2 separate regions of the Homo sapiens genome follow, and region 2 is linked to region 1. Evidence: read pairs that join two places in POLR2A ChIA-PET (ENCODE). Cell type or tissue: GM12878. All regions are shown on one strand. Each heading gives the region's core, and the rest is flanking DNA. Links, peaks and the distances in the headings are about the cores only.

Region 1 (12,378 bases), core at 3,220-7,219:
TGACCTCGTGATCCGCCCGCCTCGGCCTTCCAAAGTGCTGGGATTACAGGCTTGAGCCACCGTGCCAGGCCTTATTTTAGCAATCTTTTGTCATTTTCAGTGTACAAGTCTTTCACCTCATTGGTTAGATTTATTCCTAAGTATTTAATTGTTTTAGATGCTGTTGTAAATGAAATTGTTTTCTCAATTTCCTCTTCGGATTGTTCAGTGCTGGTGCATAGAAACATGACTGATTTTTGTGTGTTGATCTGGTACCCTGCAACTTGTTTATTAACTGTAGTAGCTGTCTTGTGAATTCTTTTGGATTTTCTATACATAGATCGTGTCATCTGTGAATAGAGATAGTTTTACTGCTTTCTTTCCAATCTGAATGACTTTTATTTCCTTTTTCTGTCTGATAGCTCTGGGTGGAACTTCCAATACAGTGTTCAATAGCCATGGTGAAAATGGCCATCTTTGTCTTACTCCTGATCTTAGGGGGAAAGCTTTCAATCTTTCACCATTGAGTATGATGATAGCTGTGAGTTTTTCATAAATACCCTTTATCACATTGAGGAATTTTCCCTGTATGATTAGTTTTCTGTTTTTTTTTTTTTAATCATGAAGGTGTGTTGAATTTTGTCAAATACCTTTTCTGTATTAATTCAGATGATCATGTGTGTGTTTTTTACCTTCATTCTAATAATGTGATGTATTACATTGATTAATTTTCTTATGTTGAACCACCCTTGCATTCCTGCATAAATCATACTTGGATATTTGAGTAATCCTTTTAATATGCTAATGAACTTGATTTGCTAATTTTTTTGAGGATTTTTGTATCTATATTCATATGGGATATTAGTCTGTAATTTTCTTTTCTAGTGATTTCTTTATTTGGCTTTGGTATTATGGTAATACTGGCTGCACAGAATGAGTTAGAAAGTGTTTCCTTCTCTTCAATTTTTTGGAAGTTTGAAAATTATTTGTGTGAATTCTTCTTTAAATGTTTGGTTGAACTAACTCATGAAGCCATCTGGTTTAAGATTTTTCTTTGCTAGGTGGTTTAAAATTAGTGGTATTGCCACTTTCATTTCTGATTTTAGTTATTTGCGTCTTCTCTCTTTGGTGCTTCATCAGTCTCACCAAAGGTTTGCCAATTTTGTTAATCTTTTCAAAAAACCAACTTTTGGTTTTACAGATTTTTTTGTCTATTCTCTTTCTCTATTTTATGAGTTTCTGCTCTAGTCTCTATTATTTCCTTTCTTCTGCTGGCTTTGGGTTTTGTTTGCTCTACTTTTTCTAGTTCCATAAGATGTAAGTCAGGTTATTAATTTGAGATAGTTATTCTTTTTACATGGGCATTAATAGCTATTAATTTCCCTCTGAGCACTGTTTTTGGGGCATCTCATAAGTTTGGTATATTTTGTTTTCTTTCCTACTTGTCCCTAAGTATTTTCTGATTTCCTTTGTGATTTCTTCTTTGACCTGTTGGTTGTTTAAGAGAATGTTGTTTAATTTTCACATATTTGTGAATTTTCATTTTTCCTTCTATTATTGATTTCTAACTTTATCTTGTTGTGATCAAAGAAAAGAGTTCGTTTGATAGGTATTTTAAAATCTACTGAGATTTAACTTATGCCTCAACATGTCATCTATCATAGAGAATGTCTCATGTGTACTTGGATTTTTTTTTTAATTGGGTGAGTGTTCCATATGTATCTGTTAGGTCTAGTTGGTTTTTGTGTTGTTCAAGTCCACTATATTTTTACTTACTTTCTGTCTGTGTGTTCTATCCATTATTGAAAGTGGGATTTTGAACTCTCCAACTATTATGGTAGAACTGTGTATTTCTCCTTTGAGTCTATCAATTTTTGCTTTATATTTTGAGGTCTGTTATTAGGTGCAGAAATGTTTATAACTGTTACATCTTATTGAGATATTTAACTTTTTATTAATTTGTAATGTCTGTCTTGTCTCTTGTAAATTGTTTTGATTTAAAGTCTATTTTGTCTGATATTCGCATAGCCACTCAAGCTATCTTTTGGTTACTGTTTGCATGGAATATCATTTTCCATATCTTTTGCTTTGAACATATTCGTGCCTTTGGATCTAACATGAATCCTTTATAGACAGCGTATTGTTGGGTGGTTTTTAAAAATACATTCTGGAAATCTCCATCTTGATTTAAAGAAATGACTATCAGCAAAATTACTGCCATTTTGCTACTTGTTTTCTATATACCTTATGGCTTTTTGTCCCTCATTTTCTCCATTACTGTTTATGTTTAATTTTTTTTTTGTAGCGAAATGTTTTGATTCTCTTTTCATTTCCAGTTGTGTATATTTTGTAGCTTTTTATTTTGTGGTTATAGAGGAGATTATATTATATATAAAACCTAAAATTATAATACTCCAATTTACATTTATACCAGCTTAATTTCGATAGTATATATATAAACTCTGCTCTTATATAGCTCTGTCACTCCTTTTCCTTTTTCTTTCTTTTTTTTTTTTTTTGAGATGGAGCCTTGCTCTGTCACCCAGGCTGGAGTGCAATGGTGCAATCTTGGCTCACTGCAGCCTCTGCCACCTGGGTTCAAGCAATTCTGCTGCCTCTGCCGCCCCAGTAGCTGGGATTACAGGTGTCTGCCACCATGCTCGGCTAATTTTATTTTTCTATTTTTAGTAGAGATGAGATTTCGCCATGTTGGCCAGGCTGCTCTTGAACTCCTGACCTCAGGTACCTCAAGTGATCCACCTGCCTCTGCCTCCCAAAGTGCTGGGATTACAGGCATGAGCCACCATACCTGGCCTCTGTCATTCCTTTTCTGTTGTCAGTGTCACAAATCACACCTATATACATTGTTTTCCCAATAATGAAGATTAATAATTGTTTTCATCCATTTTATTTTATATCATGTAGACAATAAAAAGTGAAATTATAAACTCAAATTATGATAACAGTAGCTTTTATAATTGCTCATGTATTTACCTTTAGCAGAGATTTTAATTTTTTTCTTCATGTCTTCAAATTACTGTCTGCACTCTTTCATTTCAACCTGAAGGACTTCGTTTAGCATTTCTAGTAGGGAAGGACTAGTGGTAATGAACTCCCTCAGCTTTTGTTTATCCAGGAATATCTGAACTTCTTCCTCATTGTTGGAGGATAGATTGGGTAGCTATAGAATTCTTGGTTGATAGGTCTTTTTTTTCTTCTTCTTCTTTTGGCATGTCAAGTGTATTAACCCACTGCCTTTGGCATCCAAGGTTTCTAATGATAAATCTGCCAATAATCTTATTGAGGATTTCTTGAATGTAACAAGTTGCTTCTCTCTTGCTGCTTTCAAGATTGTTTCTTTGGCTTTGGCTTTTTACAGTTTGATTATAATGTGTCTCAGCTTGAATCTCTGGGTTTTTCATACTTGGAGTTTATTGAGTTTTTAGATTTGTTGATTCATGTCTATCATCAAATTTGGGAAGTTTTCAATCTTATTTCTTAAAATTACAATTCTTTCTTCCTCTTTTTCTCTCTCTTCTCCTTCTGGACCTCCCATAATATGTATGTTGGTCTCCTCTGTGGTGTCCCACAGATCCTTTAGGCTCTGTTCAGCTTTCTTTAATCTTTTTTCTTCCTGTCCCTCAGACTCAATAAATTTTCCTGTCACCAAGTTTGCTGATTTTTCTTCTGCCTGCTCAAATCTGTTTTTGAGCCCCTTCAGTGAATTTTTTATTTCAGTTAATTGTATTTTTAGCTCCAGAATTTTCCTTTTGGTTCCTTTTTGCATTTTCTGTCTTTTTGCTGATATTCTTCTTTTGTTCATACATCATTTTTCTGTCTTCGTCTATGTCTCCTTTAGCTGTTTGAGCATCTTTGAGACAGTTATTTATGTCTTTGTCTAGTAAGTCTACCACCTGGGCTTCCTCAGGTATTGTTTATTTATTTTTTCTTTGAATGGGCCATACTCTCTTGTTTCTTTGTATGTATGTCTTGTGACTTTTTTGTTGAAAATGGACATTTGAATCTTACAATGTGCTAACTCTGGAAATCAGCTTTTCCCCATTCCCCAGGGTTTGCTGGTTTTTTTGTTTGTTTATTGTTATAAGATGTATCTGTGCTAGAATCAACCTAAAATGAAAGCTTATGATCATCTTAGGTCTTTTCTGAATTTGCATCTTTCCCTGAGCTTGTGCAGTGACTTTCTAAATTCCCTTGTATGCACAGTTGCTTTTGAATATCCTAATCCCTAAATGTCCACCTTCCAAAGGGAACAAAAGGGGAGAAAATCCAGTGGCTATCCCTTTATACCTTCTGGAAGCCAGTTCAGCTGGTGGGGATTAAGCCAATCATGGCCCACCCCCTGTGTCTGCACAACCATGATCAGAAGTAGTAATCCAGAGTCCCAACACAGAACTCTGATATTTGGAGGATGAGTCCATATTGCTAACCCCTAGATAATAATACTGGCTGATACTTTATAGATAACATCTCATCAAATCCACACAAGAGCACTATGTGGCCAGTACAATTAAAATCCTTTGAAAATAAGGAAACGGAGGGTCACAGAGTGAAAGCCATTTGATCAGTCTTTCATTGCTGGAAGAGACTTCACTGAAGTTCCTCATCTATGTAAGAAAGAGAAAGCAGCCTCTAACAGCTGGGAGCTGGCCTAACAGTAACAACTGGGTCTTGGTGTTGCTAGCAGCTTGTCTAGAATGCACTGTTAGGTCATGATGTTCTCCTGTTGAAGGTGAACAATGTTCACAGAACAACAACAACAAAGGCCTGTCTGTGACTCTGATGCATCTAGATAGAAACAAGACTGCTCTGTAATTATGCCTGCACAGAGACAAAACAGGAACACTGTCCAAACCACAAAATATCAAGCATCCCCTTCTCTCAGCTGATCTGAATGGCTGCTGTTTCTTTACCAATTTCAGTTTTAGCTTTGCTCCGTTCTTCTCACCTTCTAGAAAAGATAGAATTGGTTACACTCGTGGTGGGCAAAGGACATGACCAAACACTTTTCAAAAGAAAATATACATCTGGCCAAGAATCATATAAAAAAGCTCAACATCACTAATCATTAGTGAAACGCAAATCAAAACCACCATGAGATACCATCTCACATCAGTCAGAATGGCTATTATTAAAAAGTCAAAAAACAACATGCTGGCGAGGTTGCAGAGAAAAAGGAATGCTTACACACTGTTGGTGGGAGTGTTAATTAGCATGTAAGACAGTGTGGCAATTCCTCAAAGACCTAAAAACAGAACTACCATTCAACCTAACAAGCCCATTACTGGGTATACACCCAAAGAAATATAAATTGTTCTATCATAAAGACACATGCACACTTATATTCATTGCAGCACTATTCACAATAGCAAAGACATAGGATCAACCTAAATGTCCATCAATGGTAGACTGGATTAAAAAAATGTGGTACATATACACTATGGAATACTATGCAGCCATAAAAAAGAATGAAATCATGCCCTTTGCAGGAACAAGAATGGAGCTGAAGGTCATTATCCTTAGCAAACTAATGCAGAAAGAGAAAACTAAATACCGCATGTTCTCCCTTATAAGTGGAATCTAAATGATGAGAACACAAATACATAAAGGGGAACAACACACACTGGAGCCTATCAGAGGGTAGAGTGTGGGAGGAGGGAGAGGATCAGGAAAAATAGCTAAGGGGTACTAGGCTTAATACCTGGGTGATGAAATTATATGTACAACAAACCCCCATGATATAAATTTACCTCTATAAGAAACCTGCACACATACCCCTGAACTTAAAATCAAAAGTTTGAAAAAAAAGAATTGGTTACACTTTTTGATAGCACCCAACCCAAAGCAAATCCCCACTTCTTTGAATCCTTCCCACAATCATACAACACAGCCCAAATTCTGTTAGTCTTCTCTGACACCTTCCTGAGACACCACACCATTCCCCATGGTGTACATCTGCCCTCACTGCAGCAAGTCAAAAAACCTAACTTTGTTCATAGGTGCATGCCTGATTGTCTTTGGCTGATGGGTATTCACATAGCAAACCTGTTCCCACCTCAAGACCTTTGCATGTGCGGTGTGCTTAGTTCAGACCTTGCTTTCTCTGGATTTTTTTTTTTTTTTTTTTTTTTTTTTGAGACAGAGTCTCACTCTGTCACCCAGGCTAGAATGCAGTGGCACAATCTCAGCTCACTACAACCTCCACCTCCCAGGTTGAAGCAATTCTCCTGTCTCAGCCTTCTGAGTAGCTGGGATTATAGGCGTGCACCACCACACCTGGATAATTTTTGTATCTTTAGTAGAGATGGGGTTTCACCATGTTGGCCAGGCTGGTCTTGAACTCATGATCTCAGGTGCTCCACTTGCCTCAGCCTCCCAAAGTGCTGGGATCACAGGCATGAGCCGCTGTGTGAATCTTCATAACCATCTTATATAGGTCTGCTCAAATGTCACTTCTTCAGAGAAGCCTTCTCTTCTCACCTACCTCTCTCCCCACAGGCTGGGCATGGTGTCCCACACCTGTAATCCCAGTACTTTGGGAGGCTGAGACAGGAGGATAGTTTGAGGCTGTAAGTTTAAGACAAGCCTCTACATGGTGTATACATTTTCTTTATCCAGTCTACCATCTCTACCAAAAATTTTAAAAATTAGCTAGGCATGGTGGCACGTCCCTGTAGTCCTAGCTACTTAGGAGGCTGAGACAGGAGAATCACTTGAACCCAGGAGTTTCAGGCTGCAGTGAGCTATGATTACACCACTGCACTCCAGCCTGGGTGACAGAATGAGACCCTGTCTCAAAACAAATGAATAAATAAAAATAAAATAGTCTCTATATTAGTTGGCTAGGGCTGCCATAACAAACACCAGAGACTGGGTGGTTTAAACAACAGAAATTTATTTCTTCGCAATTCTGTAAGCTAGAAGTCCAAAATCAAGGTGTTGGCAGGTTTGGTTTCATTCTGAGGCCTTTCTTCTTGGTGTGCAGATGGTTCCCTTTTCACTATGTCCTCACATGGTCATCCCTCTGCCTGGGTTCTAATTCCCTCATCTTTTAAGGGCACTAGTCATATTGGATTAGAACCCACTCTAACAACCCTATTTTAACTTAATTACCTCTTTAAAAGCCCTGTTTCCCAATACAGTCATATTCTGAGGTATTGGGGGTCAGTGTTTCAACATATGAACTTGTGGGGTCATAATTCATCCCCTAATAGTCTCCATCCCCAATCTCTCTTTGCGCCTTCTTTTTTTCTTCAAAGCATTTACCATGACCTGATGTTTTATTAGTCATTTATTTGTTTACCATCTGTGTATTAGTCTATTTGCTTGCTACTATGAAGAAATATCTGAGACTGGGTAATTTCTAAAGAAAAAGATGTTTAATGGACTCAGAGCTGCACATGGCTGGGGAGGCCTCATAATCATGGCAGAAGGCAAAGGAGGAGCAAAGGCGTGTCTTACATGGCGGCAGGCAAGCAACTGTGTGTAGGGGAACTGCCCTTTATAAAACCATCAGATCTCACCAGGCATGGTGGCTCATGCCTGTAATCCCAGCACTTTGGGAGGCCGAGGCAGGTGGATCATTTGAGGTCAGGAGCTCAAGACCAGCCTGGCCAACATGGTGAAACCCCCTCTCTACTAAAAATATGAAAATTAGCTGGGCATGGTGGTGCACATCTGTAATTCCAGCTACTCAGGAGGCTGAGGCACAAGAATCGCTTGAACCAGGGAGGCAGAGGTTGCTGTCAGCTGAGATCGTGCCACTGCACTTCAGCCTGGGCAGCAGCAGAGTGAGACTCTCCCTCAAAAAAAAAAAAAAAAAAAAAAGAAAGAAAGAAAGAAAGAAAAAAACCATCAGATCTTGTGAGACTTATTCACTATCATGAGAATAGCATGGGAAAAACCTGCTCTCATGATTCAATTACCTCCCATCGGGTCCTTCCCATGACACGTGGGGATTATGAGAGCTACAATATGAGATGAGGTTTGGGTGGGGACACAGCCAAACCATATCACTGACCAAAGCATTCAATTGCCAGTTCATGATTTGCTATACTCCCTTATCCTGCCATAGCAACTAATGATGTTGCAGATGGTACCACCTCTGTTAGCCACAGTATCTGAAGGGACTTTGTGGAGTATAGCTCTCCCCAGCCAAATTTGGACATGTCGCATGAAAAAAAATTTTATTAAGCCACTAAGATTTTAGAATCCTTTGTTACATAGCATAACTTAACCTATCCTGACTAATACATCCCCACTAGGATGTAAGCTCCAAGAGGTCAGGGACTTAGCCTGGATCCTTGGTGTCTGGTGCAAGGTGGATGAGTGATATGGTTTGGTTTTGTGTCCCCGCCCAAGTCTCATCTTGAATTGTAATCCCCACAGGTCAAGGGAGGGACCCAGTGGAAGGTAATTGGATTATGGGAGTGGTTTCTCCCGTGCAGTGAGGGAGTTCTCATGAGATCTGATGCTTTAAAAGTAGCTGGCAGTTCCCTAATTGCTGTCTCTTTGCTGCCACCTTGTGAAGGTGCCTGCTTCCCTTTCGCCTTGCACCATGATTGGAAGTTTCCTGAGGCCTCCCCAGCCATGCAGAACTGTGAGTCAATTAATCTTCTTTTCCTTATAAATTTACCAGTCTCCAGTAGTTCTGGCCGGGTGCTGTGGCTCACATCTGTATTCCCAGCACTTTGGGAGGCCGAGGCGGGCAGATCACTTGAGGTCAGGAGTTCAAGACCAGCCTGGTCAACATGGTGAAACCCCGTCTCTACTAAAAATACAAAAATCAGCTGGGCATGGTGGTACATGCCTGTAATCCCACCTACTTGGGAGGCTGAGGGAAGAGAATTGCTTGAACCTGGGAGGCAAAGGCTGTAGTGAACCAAGATTGCACCACCGCACTCCAGCCTGGGGGCTAGAGAGTGAGACTCTGTCTCAAAAAAAAAAAAAAAGGAAAGTCTCAGCAACTTGCCTGGGGTCATGTGGCTCACACAGTGCCTGGCACAATTCTGGTACAACTAATATTTTCCCATCAGTCAATGCTGTGGAAGACATGGTTGGCTACACCAAATCAGCATTCTTTTCTACAACTCCCCTGCATACAAAACCCTGATTTTGTCTGGGTCTTCAGTGGCTTCTGCTAAGAAAAAGCTGACCTTACCCAATCCTAGGCAACAAATTCTAATTGGTTTAAGCCAACGATGTAAGCTTCATTTATTTTCAGAGATTGGTTTAGACCTGGGCATGGGCCCCAATCCTGGCCAGTAGAACTTTAGGGGAGAGCTGATGTGAGGATTTTGGAAATGGTTTTAACTCTGTGATATAAAGGAGAACACCAGAGGAAAAATCCCTTGTAATAGACATTAGCCATGGAAATCATTACTGCCATTTGCCAAAAGATTCCTGGAAATAGTAGAGTTCCATTTTTTTTTTTTTTTTTTTGAGATGGAGTCTTGCTCTGTCGCCCAGGCTGGAGTGCAGTGGCGCGATCTCGGCTCACTGCAAGCTCCGCCTCCCAGGTTCACGCCATTCTGCTGCCTCAGCCTCCCCAGCAGCTGGGACTACAGGTGCACACCGCCACGCCCGGCGAATTTTTTTGTATCTTTAATAGAGATGGGGTTTCACGGTGTTAGCCAGGATGGTCTCGATCTCCTGACCTCGTGATCCGCCGCCTCAGCCTCCCAAAGTGCTGGGATTACAGGCGTGAGGCACGGCGCCCAGCTAGAGTTCAATTTCTTTTGTTGGCTTGGTGGATTGGTGGTGCCATGTAGCTGTTTCTAGCCAATGGTTTGTGAGCAAGCGACATGACATGTGTTACTTAAGGGCAAAGCATTTAATGTAGACCCAAAATCTTACAGAGAGCTCTTTCTTTCTCCTTGGAAGAAACTGAAAATGTTTGAGATGGCAGTTGCGCCATCACCCTGGATTCCTGAGTGATTCCAATACCAATGCACAATGAGTAAAAAGTAAACCTTAGTTGTTTTATGTGGTTGAGATTTGGGGGGAATTTTTTTTTTTTTTTTTTTAGATGAAGTCTTGCTCTGTCACCCAGGCTGGAGTGCAGTGGCATGATCTCAGCTCACTGCAACATCCACCTCCCGGGTTCAAGTGATCTTCCTGCCTTAGCCTCCCAAGTAGCTGGGACTTCAGGTGCATGCCACCACACCTGGCTAATTTGTGTATTTTTAGTAAAGACAGGGTTTTGTCATTTTTTGTATTTTTAGTAGAGACAGGGTTGGCTAGGTTGGTCTCAAACTCCTGACCTCAGGTGATCTGCCCTCCTTAGCCTCCCAAAGTGCTGGGATTACAGGCGTGAGCCACCACACCTGGCTGGAAGTTTATTATAGTAGCAAATAACTTATCTAGATTGATACCAAAATAGTATCAGGAGTAGGGTGCTGAGGTAATCAAAAATAAAAAGACAGCATTGGCTTAGATACCTTTGGGACTAAGACACTTATTTGAAACCAGAAGGATGGAGGCTGTTGCCTGAGATACTCTGGAAGGCAGATAATGTATTTAATGGACTTGTAGCTTTCAAGGAAGCTGCTGGAATATAAGATGTTAGCAGTATAAGTTGGCCAAAGTTAGCTAAAAATTGAGAAGGGCTTTGAGAGATAAAGTCCAATTAGAATTCAGCTTTTGACAAGGATAAAATCAAAAGTATAAGCCTAGGTAAATAATTATTACCCATTGTTTAAAAATTCTCTGAATGAATTAAGATACTACCAGAAAACGCTTTCAGGTGGACAAATGTCTCCATGAAAGAGAGTTAAGAGATATAGCTCGCCAAGGATGGCTGATAGAGTTTAAGGTACCTGAAATGAGAAAGAGACAGAAAGAGAGAGAGGATAAGAGCATCTTTTTTTTTTTTTTTTTTAGACAGAGTCTTGTGCTGTTGCCCAGGCTGGAGTGCAGTGGTGTGATCTTGGCTCACTGCAACCTCCATCTCCCAGGTTCAAGCAATTCTCCTGCCTCAGCCTGCTATGTAGCTGGGATTACAGGAGCCCACCACCACACCTGGCTAATTTTTGTATTTTTAGGAGAGACAGGGTTTCACCATGTTGCCCAGGCTGGTCTCGAACTCCTGGCTTCAAGCAATCCTCCCACCTTGGCCTCCCAAAGTGCTGAGATTACAGGCGTGAGCCACCGAGCCCAGCCTGAGAACATCTCGAACAGAACTACGGCTATGTGTGTGTTTTTGTTTGTTTGTTTGTTTGTTTGTTTACATATTTAGTTGACTAGAGGCTTATAAGAACCGTAGGTCCCAAACTGTGGGAGATAGAAAGCAGGCTGAGTAAACTGCTGTTGTCTCAAGGAGGGCACATCTTCAGATGTAGCCAAGGAGAATATGAGAAAAGGAGATATTTCCCTGGAGAGTGAGACATGACCCACAGAGAACAATGATTTGGGAATCCCCCTACCCTCCCCACACACAACAAGGAGCTGCTTCGGTGCTAGTTAAGGAATCTTTCCCATCTACAAGATAGGGGGTCCTTGTAATGTTTTCCCACTGGATTGCAGAAGTGGTACAGAGCAGTGATTTCTGTGTGTCTTCCCTTTCTCTCTCTCTCTTTCTTTTCTTTTTCTCTCTCTCTCTTTCTTTCTTCTTTCTCTTTTTTTTTTTTTGAGACAGAGTCTTTCTCTGTTGTCCAGGCTGGAGTGCAGTGGTGGATCTCAGCTCACTGCAACCTCTGCCTCCCGGGTTCAAGAGATTCTCCTGCCTCAGCCTCTCAAGCAGCTGGGAATACAGGCATGCACCACCACACCTGGCTAATTTTTGTATTTTTAATAGAGACGGGGTTAGACGGGGTTTCACCATGTTGGTCAGGCTGGTCTTGAACTCCTGGCCTCAGGTGATCCACCGGCCTCAGCCTCCCAAAGTGTGCTGGGATTACAGGTGTGAGCCACTGGGCCCTGCCTCTTCTTCCACTTTCTGATGGTCATAAAGTCATTTTGTCCCATTCCATCATTATATATTGGGTATGTGGAGGGCCAATAATTTGCCTTTGTAGTTCGTTTGTTCTGATTTAAGCTCACCCATTTTGTTTCCTGCCTAGCTCATGTGGATATTTGACCTTCGACCCTACAACCTATGACAAGCCATTTGATGACACGAACTGAATTGTACTCCTGGAAGCACAGTGGATCAAGTTTCATTCCATTGCCTAGGCTGATCCTCGAGTTTTGTGAGTGACTTCACAATGGCCAGGGAGTTCCTAGCCTCCTTCTACAGCCTTGGTCCACTATGCTGGACACCCTGTGGCTGCTTAGCCTTTCTTGCCCCACTCTGTGAGCCTAGATGTTAATCAGCTGTGCCTACAAGGACCTTTGCCAGCGAGCCCTACTCTCAGGCAGTGATGCTGTCCTGAAGTGTGACCA
Region 2 (6,617 bases), core at 1,675-5,674, 120 kb after region 1:
AGAGCTCCATGAGGTCCCGGAGCCCCCCTCTCAACCCGCTCCTACCCCGCTGGTCCCTCTGAAAGCACCGAGGGGTTGATGGCATTCCTTTCCCATTCTAAACTCCACGCAGCCAATCGCTTTCCTGGAGGAGCGCCAACCTCGAAGACAACTCAGCACTGGGCGGGTTCCCCTCTGCTGCTTGTGCGCATGCGTGCGGCCGCCCAGCAAGCTGTGCCTTTTGCGCCTCTTGCGCGTGCGCCGGGGCACAGGGAGGGACAGCGGGAGGTGTCGCGGGGAGCCTGGTGCCCTTCTAGATGGGCGACGGAGGCAAGGACAAGACGAGTCCGAGCTCAATAAATGCGCTGTGCACCCTCCCCGCCCAGTGTTGTGGATCCTTGGGAGAGGATGTCCTGTGAACGGCACAGGGCGGGGATGGTGTCCCTGGAGCAGTGCTCGGAGCGGCCCAGGTCCCAGGGAGGCGTTTCCGCAGTTCATGGTCTCTGAGTGTGGGTTCGTGGTTATGGAGGGACTCAGGGGATGTTTGAGGGATAAAACGGCATGATGAGGGGACAAGTCACGAGTTTATTGTGGGTCTCTTTTTGGGTTCATGTTTCAGGACATTGGAGGAGATATTTTTGGGTGTTTTGAGTTTTAGGCGTGTTGTGGGGTAGTTCATGAGAACATTTCGCATGCCTTATTAGGTATTGGGGAGTCTCAAGGGACTTTGAGGCTTGTTGGAAGTTCTCACACTATGTGGTCATTGTATGTTATTAAGGGTAGCATAGGGAATTATTTAACGGGCTTGCAGGGACATTTGGGTATTTGGAAAGATCTTGTAATAAAGTGAGGTCTCGGGGTAAGTGAGAGGGTCACAGGGGCTTACTATTATAAACTGTCTGAACACTTCCATCATAGCGGGACGATCCTATGTCCCAGTTTTCCTGGAATGGTCCAGGGTCCACTGGAATGTTCCAGTGTTCCATCTGGTTAGAGCTCTCTTTCATTCCTTTTGGCTACTAGTAAATCCCAAATTGCATATGAGGTTCCCATGGCTGAGGAGGCAGAGGGCGGGCCTGTGCCATGTCCCAAGCCACAAGGGAACAGGCCTGTGGGCTTTTCCCAACAAGCAGGCTCAGTGCCAGCCTCTGTGTCAGCCTCCAGGGCACGCCAACCTTCTCATGGTGCCCCAAGCCCCACCCCAATGCACACATAGGAAGTCTCCAGGCTGCTTGGGCAGAGGCACAATCATTTTAGATTAAAAAAAATTGAACAAAGAGACCCTCTTGCGAGAGGTGAGATGAGGCCCTGCCATGCAAAGGAGTCCCAGCAGAGGAGGAAGAATTCCATCCTGGAGTTCAAGTTTCTGTGCAGAGACAGGACCTGGGGACAGAGAACGGTCCTCCACCCAATTTCAGCTGGTCTGTCCTCATCAGCTTTGGGCTGAGCCTGCGGGAAGTGATGGGGTCCGTTTGTGAGGGTGGATTGAGTTCTTTTCTTTCCAGTGTGCAAACACACACATACACACACACACACACACCACTTCCGTGTTCCCCTGAGCCCCATGCTGCCCCATCTTACCTGGGGTGATGAGAGGTGGAGTCTCCCCTGGATGGTGACTAAGGAGACAAAAGTGGTGAGATTGGTGTCCGCCCCCATTTGCCCTCTCCCTCCGGATAGAGGGTTCTTAGCCTGCCCAGACATGTCTTCCTGGCTGCCTTTCCATTTGGGGGGTTGTGCAATCCCAGGGGCCAAAGCATTTCAGGATTTGGGGCCCCCTGGGGATTACCAGCTAGAAACAATAAACCTGGAAATCTTAGCGGCAGGAACTCTAAAGGGCAGAGCCCCGAGGCCTCTCCTGCTGGGAGAGTTAGCCCTTTCACCCTGAAAAGCGTCCAGTCAGCCTGAGGCGGGCATGCCGGAACAGTATCTTACCCGGACTTCTGGCCAAACTTGCATTTGCATTTTGCACCTGTTGGGGAGAGCTGAGTGGTCAGGGGAGGGGAGCCCCAGCCCCGGCCCGCCTGCTCCCCCGAGCTCCTCCACTCACTCATGACGATGATGATGCCCATGGCGCACAGAACCCCAGCGCAGATGAGCCCGCCAACCTGGAGGCTGTGCCAGTCTAGGAGGAAAGTGGAGGGGACCTCAGTGCCAGCCTGTGTCCTCTCCATCTGTCCCCCCATTCTCTTGACAAATATATATGGAGCACCTAGGATGCACAGGGTGCTGGGGACACCGCCATAAGAAAACAGACAAAATCCCAGGTGCTCACATTCTGGTTCACACACCAGCAAACACGATCTGTCGTGCAGGGTCAGGCAGAGATAAGTGGTTTGAAGAAAAATAAGTGGGGTGGGAGATGGAAAGTCAGAGGGCGGGCTGGGCATAGTGGCTGACACCTATTAGGTTGGAGCAAAAGTGATTGCGTTTTTGGCTAGACATGGTGGCTCACGCCTGATATCCCAGCACTTTGGGAGGCCAAGGTGGGCGGATCACCTGAGGTCAGGAGTTCCAGACCAGCCTGGCCAACATGGTGAAACCCCGTCTTTACTAAAAATACAAAAATTAGCCAGGCATGGTGGTAGGCGCCTGTAATCCCAGCTACTCAGCAGGCTGAGGCTGGAGAATCATTTGAACCCGGGAGGCAGAGGTTGCAGTGAGCCAAGATTGCACCATTGCACTCCAGCCAGTCACACTCTGGGTGAAAGAGCAAAATTCTGCCTCAAAAAAAAAAAATTGCATTTTTGCCATTAAAAGCAGTTGCAAAAACCACAATTACTTTTGAACCAACCTAATATAATCCCAGTGCTTTGGGACTTCAGGAGTTCAGGAGTTCTAGACCAGCTTGAGCAACATAGTGAGAACCCATCTCTACAAAGTATACAAAAATTAGCCAGGCATGGTGGTGTATGCCTGCAGTCCCAGCTATTCAGGAGGCTGAGGCAGGAGGATCGCTTGAGACCAGGAGTTTGAGGCTGCAGTGAGCTATGATTACACCACAGCACTCCAGCTTGGGCAACAGTGTGAGACGCTGTCTCTAAAACAAAAAAAAAGTCAGATGGCAGCTCTTTTAGAGGGAGTTGTCAGGGAAGGCCTCTCAGGGGGCTGCATTTGAGCAGAGGGAAGGGAGGGAGCCATGTGGTTCTGTGGAAGGAAGTGTTCCAGGCAGAGGAACCAGCAGGTGCAGAGGTCTGAGGCTGGCAGTATGTCTGCTGTGTCTGAGAGGCTTGGAGCAGAAGGAATGAGGAGCGTGGAGAGGTGAGGGCAGAGCGGGGAGTAGGGAGCAGGTCATTGGAACCTGGAGGCCAGATGAGGGTTTTGATCCAATAGCTCACCACCTCCAGGAAGTTTTCTCAAGTCAACACTTCTCCCAGCAGTTGATCTGAACCAACCAATGGCTTCTTGCAAACTGTCCTCACCTCCTGCGTGTGTCTATCTTGCTGGAATAGAACCTTCCCAAAGGCCAGGTTGCTGCCTCTAGTTCCTTTAATCCACTGTGTGGCATATTCAGTAACCCCATCCTAGTCCCTTCGTATCTTTGTCCTGTGATGCTCACGTCAGGCCCCAACCCTGTATGGGAACCCTTGGCACCAAGCAGTATGTGGGGTTGTGGGGAGGGGAAAGGGGGCACGGGCTCTCACCATAGTAGAAAGGACTGTTTTTATCTGCAAGGAAAGAAAAAAGATCATGAATCCAGGATTACAGCCAGGATGCAGGCCTTCCCCACCCAGGGGAGAATTTGGGGGTGTGACGGGTGAGAGTCCAGTCTGACTCACCTTCTAGGTCATTGGCGTCCAGGACAGGAAAGCCTAGTGGGAGAAGAGGGGAAGGAGGGGAGATGGTGATGCCGGCCTCAGCCAAGCCTTTGGGCAGGGCCTGGGGAGTTTCAGGGGCCTTGGGAAAGGGTCTCCTGCGGGACAGGGGTCCTGTCACTGAGCAGCCACCTCATCCCCTCATATCCCAACGAGGAAATGTGGACTCGCCCACTCAGCCCCACACCTCCGAGTCACGCCAGCATTCTGCCACCTGAAATGGGTTCTAATCTAGGAGGTTTTTAGCCACTATTTGGTCTCATGTTTCCAGACACGTGGTTAATCCATGCCTCCTGCAGCAGCGGGGGACTTTTCTGGTCAAGACGACAGATGGTTTCAGTTCCCAGATTCCTGTTTCCCCAAGTCCAATCATGCTCAAAGCCCATCCTCCCGCTTCCACCATGTCCACACCCACCTGGTCTGGTGTTTGCACATCATTGAAAATGACTCACTATTATACACTTAAATAGACTTTATTGAAAATGTAATTTTAGATCACTACCCTGCAGGGAATACTGGTCTTGCCCTATGTAATGGACAAAAAGTGTGCCTGTAATCCCAGAGCTTTGGGAGGCTGACGTGGAAGGATCTCTTGAGCCTGGGAGGTCAAGGCTGCAGTGAAAAAGTAAAAAGCGGGCTGGGCACAGTGGCTTAGGCCTGTAATCCCAAAACTTTGGAAGGCCGAGGCAGGAGGATCACTTGAGGTCAGGAGTTCGAGACCAGCCTGGCCAATATGGTGAAACCTTGTCTCTTCTAAAAATACAAAAGTTAGCCAGGCATGGCAGCACACGCCTGTAATGCCAGCTACTTGGGAGGCTGAGGCAGGAGAGTCGCTTGAACCTGGGAGGTGGAGGTTGCAGTGAGCCGAGATCATGCCACTGCACTCCAGCCTGGGCAACAGAGCGAGACTCTGTCTCCGAAAAAAAAAAAAGAAAAGAAAAAAGGGAAAAGTGTTTGGAAGTTAAAGATGCAGTCGCACTGAGCTGAGCCTTCTACTTGAAGTTTTTAGAGAACTGGCAGGGCAGTTATCTTCTTTCAGTGCTTTGAAGGTGTCATTTCATCATCTTCTCTAGCTTCCGTTATTTCTGTTTAATAGTCAATCAAGGCCAGTGCAGTGTGGCTCATGCCTGTAATCCCAGCACTTTGGAAGGCTGAGGTGGGAGGATCAAACTCAGCCAGGAGTTTGAGACCAGCTTGGGCAACACAGTGAGACCTCGTCTCTGCAAAAAATCAAAAATGCACTGGGCATGGTGGCGTGTGCCTGGCATTCTAGCTGTGTAGGAGGCTAAGAGAGTAGGATCGCTTGACCCCAGGAGTTCAAGGCTGTAGTGAACTGTGATTGCGCCATTGCACTCCAGCCTGAGCAACAGAGACTCCCTTTCAAAAACAAAAACAAAAACAAAAACAAAAACAAAAAAAGCCAAAAAAAAAGAAGAGATCGAGAGAATGGGGAAGACGGTGACTTTCCAGCTGTGTGAGCCAGCTCTTCTCGTGTATCCCCGGCTATCACTAGTCTGACTTTTCTTACCCTCAGGGAGATGCTGTTCTAACATTTACCACCTTCCCGGGGAGGTAGAAAAGCACAGGAGAGAGACAGAGGTTGGATCCCCGCATCCAGGGGATCCAGAGGAAAAGGCAGACGGGGGATGGGTACTCACCTGCCAGGAACACAAGCAGGCCCAGGGTCACCTTCTGCATGTCAGAGCGCTGGCCTAGAGGGGTGGCGGGAGGTCTGGCCTTAGCAGAGCCACCGGGAGGCTGGCCCTGTGCCTGTGGCTCCCCAACCCTCCTCCCCTGCTCCCCAGGCAGGGTGCGCAGCTCACCCGGGACAGGAAGGCTGGCATCTCGCTGGGCTGAGAGATAAGCCGCAGCTGCACCGTGGAGTGGGGACTGGGTGAAACTCGGGCCTGAGGCGGGAGGAGCCATAATAACTCACTGGACATGGACTTCAGGCTTTCTGGGAATCGCCCCGCAACCAAACAAGGGCGCCACTGCCCGCTGTTGTCCTCACTGGACAGATGGGGAGACTGAGGCTCTGAGAGGTGAAACTAGGTGCTCTAGCCAGGAAGTAGGATTTAAGCCAGGCCTGGCTCCCCAGCAGCTGCTCCTAACTAGGGACTGTCAGGGCCTTGGGGTGTTTGGGGAAGCGGGGCATTGGGAGCCAGGCGGCAGGAGGCCCGCTTCCCAGGAGTGTCTCCGTAGACCGCTCAGAGCCTGCCCGGCCCTGCCAGGACATTGCAGACTTCAGGCTGAGGACTGAGCAGGTTCTTCAAGCTGCTTGGGGGTGGGGTGGTGTGTGGAGGAATTGACGTGAGGCTGGGACTGGGGGTAGAGGGGGACTCTACCTCCTGGCTGCAGCCCTAGCTCCATCTCTGTTCCCCCGAACCTCCTGCCCCTCATCCCACACCCATGCCCTTCCCGGTCCCAGCCCTGGCTCTGCCTAGCCGGGGTCCCCAGCCCAGCCCCTGACCCTACCCTAGGCCCAGCAGAGTTCCTGGTGACAGCAAACACTTTCTCTTTCCCAGGTAGACCTGCTCAGCATAAGGAACTCGTTTCTCTCTCCTTCCTGACCTGGCATCAGTCCTGCCCTCTCACCAGCCTGCAAGGCTGCACCAAGCCCTGGCCTCCGAGCATGCCCTCCCCTGCCCTGTCCCTGCCCTGTCCCTGCCCAAATGCTGAGTGCATAGTTATCATAATTGTTTTTTTTTTTTTTTTTTTTGAGGCGGAGTTTCACTCTGTCACCCAGGCTGGAGTGCAATGGCATAATCTCAGCTCACTGCAACCTCTGCCTCCTGGGTTCAAGTGATTCTCCTGCCTCAGCCT

What was found. Peaks named below come from ENCODE experiments on the same cell type or tissue, not always from the same donor. Only the 100,000 strongest peaks of a DNase experiment are listed, where the experiment ranks them.
Region 2: POLR2A ChIA-PET joins it to region 1 with 7 read pairs; 2 of 35 experiments call an interaction of 5 or more read pairs at or near these places.

What each region holds. Positions count from the first base shown.
Region 1 is chr19:35,232,870-35,245,247 of GRCh38, reverse strand. It overlaps the pseudogene FAM187B2P. Among named protein-coding and RNA genes, the nearest start is that of LSR, 9.9 kb to the left of the region's middle. In GM12878, for the core only: no CTCF peak of the experiment used is centred there; a DNase peak (open chromatin) is centred at 4,747; H3K27ac peaks cover 256 bases.
Region 2 is chr19:35,118,252-35,124,868 of GRCh38, reverse strand. It overlaps FXYD3 (FXYD domain containing ion transport regulator 3), which reads right to left. Exons shown (of 9, transcript NM_005971.4): 3 at 5,453-5,506; 4 at 3,759-3,791; 5 at 3,624-3,647; 6 at 2,030-2,104; 7 at 1,915-1,951; 8 at 1,561-1,598; 9 at 545-1,428. The coding sequence starts at 5,492. The coding sequence ends at 1,412. It overlaps MIR6887 (microRNA 6887), which reads right to left and starts at 2,169; the gene lies at 2,105-2,169. LGI4 (leucine rich repeat LGI family member 4) reads left to right here. Exons shown (of 9, transcript NM_139284.3): 9 at 1-356. RefSeq lists enhancers at 475-564, 835-1,722, 1,723-2,612. In GM12878, for the core only: no CTCF peak of the experiment used is centred there; no DNase peak of the experiment used is centred there.